2 separate regions of the Homo sapiens genome follow, and region 2 is linked to region 1. Evidence: chromatin contacts called from ENCODE Hi-C or POLR2A ChIA-PET data. All regions are on one chromosome and are shown on one strand. Each heading gives the region's core, a stretch centred on a gene start or an enhancer-like site at or near the end of the contact. The rest is flanking DNA. Distances are from core to core; before and after follow the strand shown. Region 1 holds the start of ARHGAP33 (Rho GTPase activating protein 33). Region 2 holds the start of UPK1A-AS1 (UPK1A antisense RNA 1).

What was found. A loop is a pair of places that touch in the nucleus more often than their neighbours do. ChIA-PET counts read pairs that join two places held with the same protein, here RNA polymerase II (POLR2A). Pooled maps may share reads with other maps.
Region 2: a pooled map shows a loop between it and region 1 (2.6-fold over the local background). The contact joins the promoter of UPK1A-AS1 here to the promoter of ARHGAP33 in region 1. A Hi-C loop is called at or near these places in 4 of 50 pooled maps. POLR2A ChIA-PET finds 5 or more read pairs at or near these places in 6 of 52 experiments (GM10248, GM12878, HEK293 and 3 more).

The regions. Positions count from the first base shown.
Region 1 is chr19:35,774,158-35,776,857 of GRCh38, reverse strand. It overlaps ARHGAP33 (Rho GTPase activating protein 33), which reads right to left and starts at 1,294. Exons shown (of 21, transcript NM_001366178.1): 1 at 1,194-1,294. The coding sequence starts at 1,199. RefSeq lists a silencer at 1,033-1,512 and an enhancer at 1,743-1,802.
Region 2 is chr19:35,671,953-35,674,652 of GRCh38, reverse strand. UPK1A-AS1 (UPK1A antisense RNA 1) reads left to right here and starts at 1,362. Exons shown (of 2, transcript NR_046420.1): 1 at 1,362-1,418. It overlaps UPK1A (uroplakin 1A), which reads right to left. Exons shown (of 8, transcript NM_007000.4): 4 at 1,347-1,421; 5 at 1,108-1,215.

The DNA.
Region 1 (2,700 bases), core at 45-2,544:
ACTCTCTCCATCCCCTGAGGTTCCCCCATCCCAGGTTCCATGCCTTGACCAGAGCTTCTCCCTTCACAGCTCTGATCACTCTGAGATGGCACTGGTGGTGACAAGTTCATCTCTCTCATTGGACTATGACCGGCCTCCCAGAAGGAGGGCCCCAGACTGAGCTCCCCAGCATAGAGCTGGGCATTGAGTTGGTGTTCAGACATGATTGTTCCTGATTCTTTTCTGGGTCCCCAGTGCCAGCCCAGTCGCGCGCAGCAGGGACTGGGTAAAATCTGATGAATAAATTAACCAGCTGCCAGACAGATTCACTGGGCTGTAGCGTCTCCCTGCTCCATGTCCCTGCAACCCCCAGTCACCCTCAGGGTCTCACCCTCAGGGTCTGTCCCCCTCCAGCCCATAAGGTTCCCCAAGGCAGGATGGGAGCTGACTCTCTCTGTGCCTGGAGCGTGGGGCCTGCACAGAGGCGGTCTCAGTGAATGTCTGCTAAGTGAGGGAATGAATGGATGAATGAGCGGGAGCAGCATGGTGGGAGAGGGAAATGGTGGGGGAGGGGGATGAGGACAAGGAGATGGAGCAGACCCGAGGATCAAGGGAGGTACAGTGCTGGCCTGTTGGGGTGGAGTAAGGAAGGAGTGGCTGGAGAGACGAGGCAAAGGCTCAGACTGATGCGGGGCGGGGGGGATTGAGAGGAACTGGGATAGGGTGAAAATGAGGGAGAAGGAGAAGAAAAGGGTCAGGCTGGGGATGGAGCGGGTGGGGGGTGGGGCTCGGGAATGAGAAAGGGGCTGTGGGGAGGAGGAGGGGGCTCCGCCGGGGAGGGCTGAGGGCTGGCAGAAGGATGCCGAGGAAGGTGCTGGGATGGGAGCTGGGGAAGGACCCAGGAGCCTCAGGAGGCCCCTGCAGGGGCCACTTGGGTGGCGCGGGTCCCTTCCTGGACTAGCCCCGCCTCCTCCCAGCCCAGGCCCTAGGTCCCTGTCACCCCATCCAGGGCGTGGAAGACGGGGATGCGCGCTTAGGGGGCGGGGTCGAGGTACGGGCTGGGACCCGGGATGGGGCCGCAGGACGGGAGGGACCACGGCTGAAGCACAGGCCGCGGGATCGGGCGGGGCCGGGGGCGGGGCGCGCGGGGCGGGGCTGCGCACGGACAGACTGACATCCGGACGGACAGGCTGACGGCCGCGTGGGACCCTTACCACCATGGTCGCGTAGCCTCCTCAGGCCCCGGCCGCGCTCGACCCCTCGCTCGCCGTTCTCGTCGCCGCTGCCGCCGCCATGGCGACACAAAGGGGAGGGCGCGAGCCGCGCGCGGGCGGCTGCAGACCCCGCCCCTAACGGCTGCCCGTGGCTCCGGCGCGCGCCCCACGGGGGCGGGGGGCAGCGGGAACGCGGCGCTGCTTCTCATTGGCTCCGCCCTTGGCCTTAGGCCGATGCCCCGCCCACCCGGAGGCTTCTCATTGGTTTCACCTTGGGCTCCGCCCCGGCTCTGTGTCCTCGGTCCCGCCCCTCGAAGTTTGACAGCGCCACGCCCATGACTGCTTTTCATTGGCTGTCATCGCCCTCCTGAGACAAGCCCCCAGGTTCTTTATGCTTTGCTTCCGACACTTCCAACACCAAGCAATGGACCCTACCTTTCGTCCACTCCCAGTGTCCATTCTTCTGACTTTTTTATTTTTATTTCTTTAAGAGACAGGGTCTCACTCTGTCGCCCAGGCTGGAGCGCAGTCCTGCAATCGTGGCTTACTGCAGCCTCAACCTCCTGGGCTCAAGCGATACCTCCCATGTAGCTGGGACTACAGGCGTGCGCTACCACGCCTGGCTAATTTTTTTTAGACATGGGGGTCTCACTATGTTACCCAGGATGGTCTTGATCTCTGGGGCTCAAGAGATACTCCCTCCTCAGCCTCCTTTCAAAGCGCTGGGATGACAGGCGTGAGCCACCACGCCAGCCAGCCCCTGATAGTCTTAATTGGATTCTCCCACGGCCTCAGAGCAGTGCCCAGTTCCTTAAGCAGCTTTTCAAAGTCCCAGTCCCAAGTCTCACCTTTTCAGTCCTGATCCCGACCCCGCTCACATAATGCCGAGGACGCTCCGCCCATGGACGTTTCTCGTTGCCTCATATACCTTGCCTAGGACGTAACCCGAGGCTTTCTGCGATTTGGCCTCCCCTGCCCACTGGACATTTTCTTGTTTCCCCTTCTACTGCTTATTACGGGCCAATCTCCAGCCTTGATTTTTTTTTTCTAGGAAAATGCTTAGGGGGAAATGCCAGATCATGCTTATGCCCCCCATAAAGCCATTCCCAATGGAGCCTGCTAATACTGAGCATGCCCAGATAACACTGTAATAACGCCCTTCACAGGAGGGTCTCTCCTTAGTCATGCCCTCAACAAATTCTCATCTCAGAGGGTCTTGGTCTGTTCATTCATTCATTCATTCATTCATTCACTCAAACTCTAATCAATTTGTACATACATCAACAACCAAACCAGGAGAAAATATACCCTGCCCACATTGGAGCTCAAAAGCTACTGGGAGAAGACAATGAACAAAATTAACATTAAACAAAATATAGAATATTAGGCCAGGCGTGGTGGCTCACGCCTGTAATCCCAACACTTTGGGAGGCCGAGGCGGGCAGATCACTTGAGGTCAGGAGTTCGACACCAGCATGGCCAGCATGGAGAAACCCCGTCTCTACTA
Region 2 (2,700 bases), core at 113-2,612, 100 kb after region 1:
TGTGTGACCTCATGCAAGATATTCAACCTCTTGCTTTGGTCTCCTCATCACTAAAAGGCCGATCTCCCTTATGGAGTGGTCGTGAGGATTAAAAAAGCTTTAAAAGTGCTTTGAAAGGCTGGGCACGGTGGCTCAAGCCTGTAATCCCAGCACTTTGGGAGGCCGAGGCAGGTGGATCACAAGGTCAGGAGATCAAGACCATCCTGGCTAACACCCATCTCTACTAAAAATACAAAAAATCAGCTGGGCGCGGTGGCAGGCGCCTGTAGTCCCAGCTATTCGGGAGGCTGAGGCAGGAGAATAGCGTGAACCCGGGAGGCGGAGCTTGCAGTGAGCCGAGATCGCGCCACTGCATTCCAGCCTGGGCGACAGAGCAAGACTCTGTCTCAAAAAAAAAAAAAAAAAAAAAAAGATAAAAAGAAAAAAAAAAATGTGCTTTGAGGCCAGGCACTCGTGGCTCATGCCTGTGATCTCGGCACTTTGAGAGGCGGAGGTGGGAGAATCGCTCCAATCCTGAGCCCAGGAGTTCCAGACCAGCCTGGGCAATAGAGCAAGACCCCCATCTCCACAAAAGATAATTTAAAAAACTTAGCCGGGTGTGGTGGGGCGCACCTGTATTCCCAGCTACTCGGGAAGCTGAGGCGGGAGGATCACTTGAGCCCAGGAGTTGGAGGTTGCAGTGAGCTATGATCACTCCAGCCTGGGCAACAGAGCAAGACCCCATCTCAAAATATAAAAATAAAAGTCCTTTGAACAGTGTGAAACCTAGCTCAGTGAATGGTGCTGTTACTATCATTGTTATTATCAACATTTCTGTTGAGGTAGTATGTGTAGGCTAAGAGCAGGGAGGTCAGGAGCTAGGCTGCCGGGTTCCAATCCCAGCTCCCACCACTTACCGACTGTGTGGCCTCGGGCAAGGGACTTTCCCTTTCTGGGCCTGTTTACTCATCCGCAGAACGGTGATGACCGCAGCCCTGCTCTCCTAGAGATCTCATGAGCGGATGTCTTTAAGGCACTCACTCCTCTAAAAGCTGGCACATCGGGAGCTCTATCGGCCTCTGTGGACGGAGCCCAGGGCCCTCCCAGCACCCGGTCCACCCCGCCCACCTCAATCATGACGCGGTCCCAGAGGCGGGTCAGCTCCTGGCCCTGGTCGGTGTCCGCGCTGTAGAAGGTCAGCATCTGCTTGGTGATCAGGGATGGGTTGGACACCATCTGAGGAGAACAGGGAAGAACAAGGGCCGGCAGGGCTGGGTGGGGAGAGAGGACGACCTCCGCCCCGCCGCGCCGGGACCCTCGCCCCTCCCATGCAGGTCAGGCCCCTCCCCAGGCCTCGCCGGGCTCACGTAGTCACGGTGGGTGTAGGACGTGATGCAGGAGGCGCACTCGAAGATGTAGACGATGAGCATGAGCACCAGGTACTGGGGAGACAGAGGGAGGACGGCCCGTCGGGCAGAGCCCGTGAAGCCACACCCCGTCAGGGAAGCATCACTGGGGAAATGCAAGTTTTAAAAAAGTTTGGGGCAGTGTGACTAGCAGCATCTATAATATGTGGTGGGTGTTCAGGTGTTCGCTGTATTGTCTTCCAACTTTTCTGTATTTTGAAATATTTAATTTAATTAATTTATTTTTGAGACAGGCGAGGCGTGGTGGCTCACGCCTATAATCCCAGCACTTTGGGAGGCCGAGGGGGCGATCACCTGAGTCAGGAGTTCGAGACCAGCCTGGCCAACATGGTGAAACCCCTTCTCTACTAAAAATACAAAAATTAGGGCTGGGCATTGGTGGCTCACACCTGTAATCCCAGCACTTTGGGAGGCTGAGATGGGAAGATTGCTTGAACCCTGGAGTTCAAGATCAGCCTGGGCAACACAGTGAGACCCCGTCGCTACAAAAAATAAAAATAAAAAAATTAGTTAAGCATAGTTACTACTAGTGGTAGTGTTAGTCCTAGCTATTTGGGAGGCTGAGGTTGGAGGATCGTTTGAGCCCAGTAGTTGGAGGCCTCAGCGAGCTATGATCGCACCACTGCATTCCTGCCTGGGCAACAGAGCAAAACCCTGTCTCTTAAAACAAAACAAACAAGGGTGGGTGCAGTGGCTTACGCCTGTAATCCCAACACTTTGGGAGGTTGAGACGGGTGGATCACCTGAGGTCAGGAGTTCAAGACCAGCCTGACCAATATGGTGAAACCCCATCTACTAAAAATGCAAAAATACAAAAATTAGCTGGGCATGGTGATGGGTGCCTGTAATCCCAGCTACTCAGGAGGATGAGATAGGAGAATAGCTTGAACCCAGGAGGCAGAGGTTGCAATGAGCCGAGATTGTGCCATTACACTCCAGCCTGGGCAACAGAGTGAGACCCTGTCTCTTAAAATAAAACAAACAACATAAAACGATGTTCTCAGATAATCAGAGACATTTGACACAGACTGGGTATTGGAAGATATAGAAGAACTTGATTGAATTTGGTGGGTTGTGCCAACGGCACAGAGGGCAGGAGAAAAAAAAAAGCTTGTCAGTTGATGTTTAATGCAAATTCTTTTCATGTCCTCACCTGGCACCTTCATCTATAAAGCAGCAGGAGGTTGCGTGTGGATGTGTGAACTCTGCTGCTGGGAGATGGATGACATTGCACAACCTCCTGACTGCTTTAAAACAATGTGCTTATCACTCAGAGAAATGTGTGCTCCAGTAT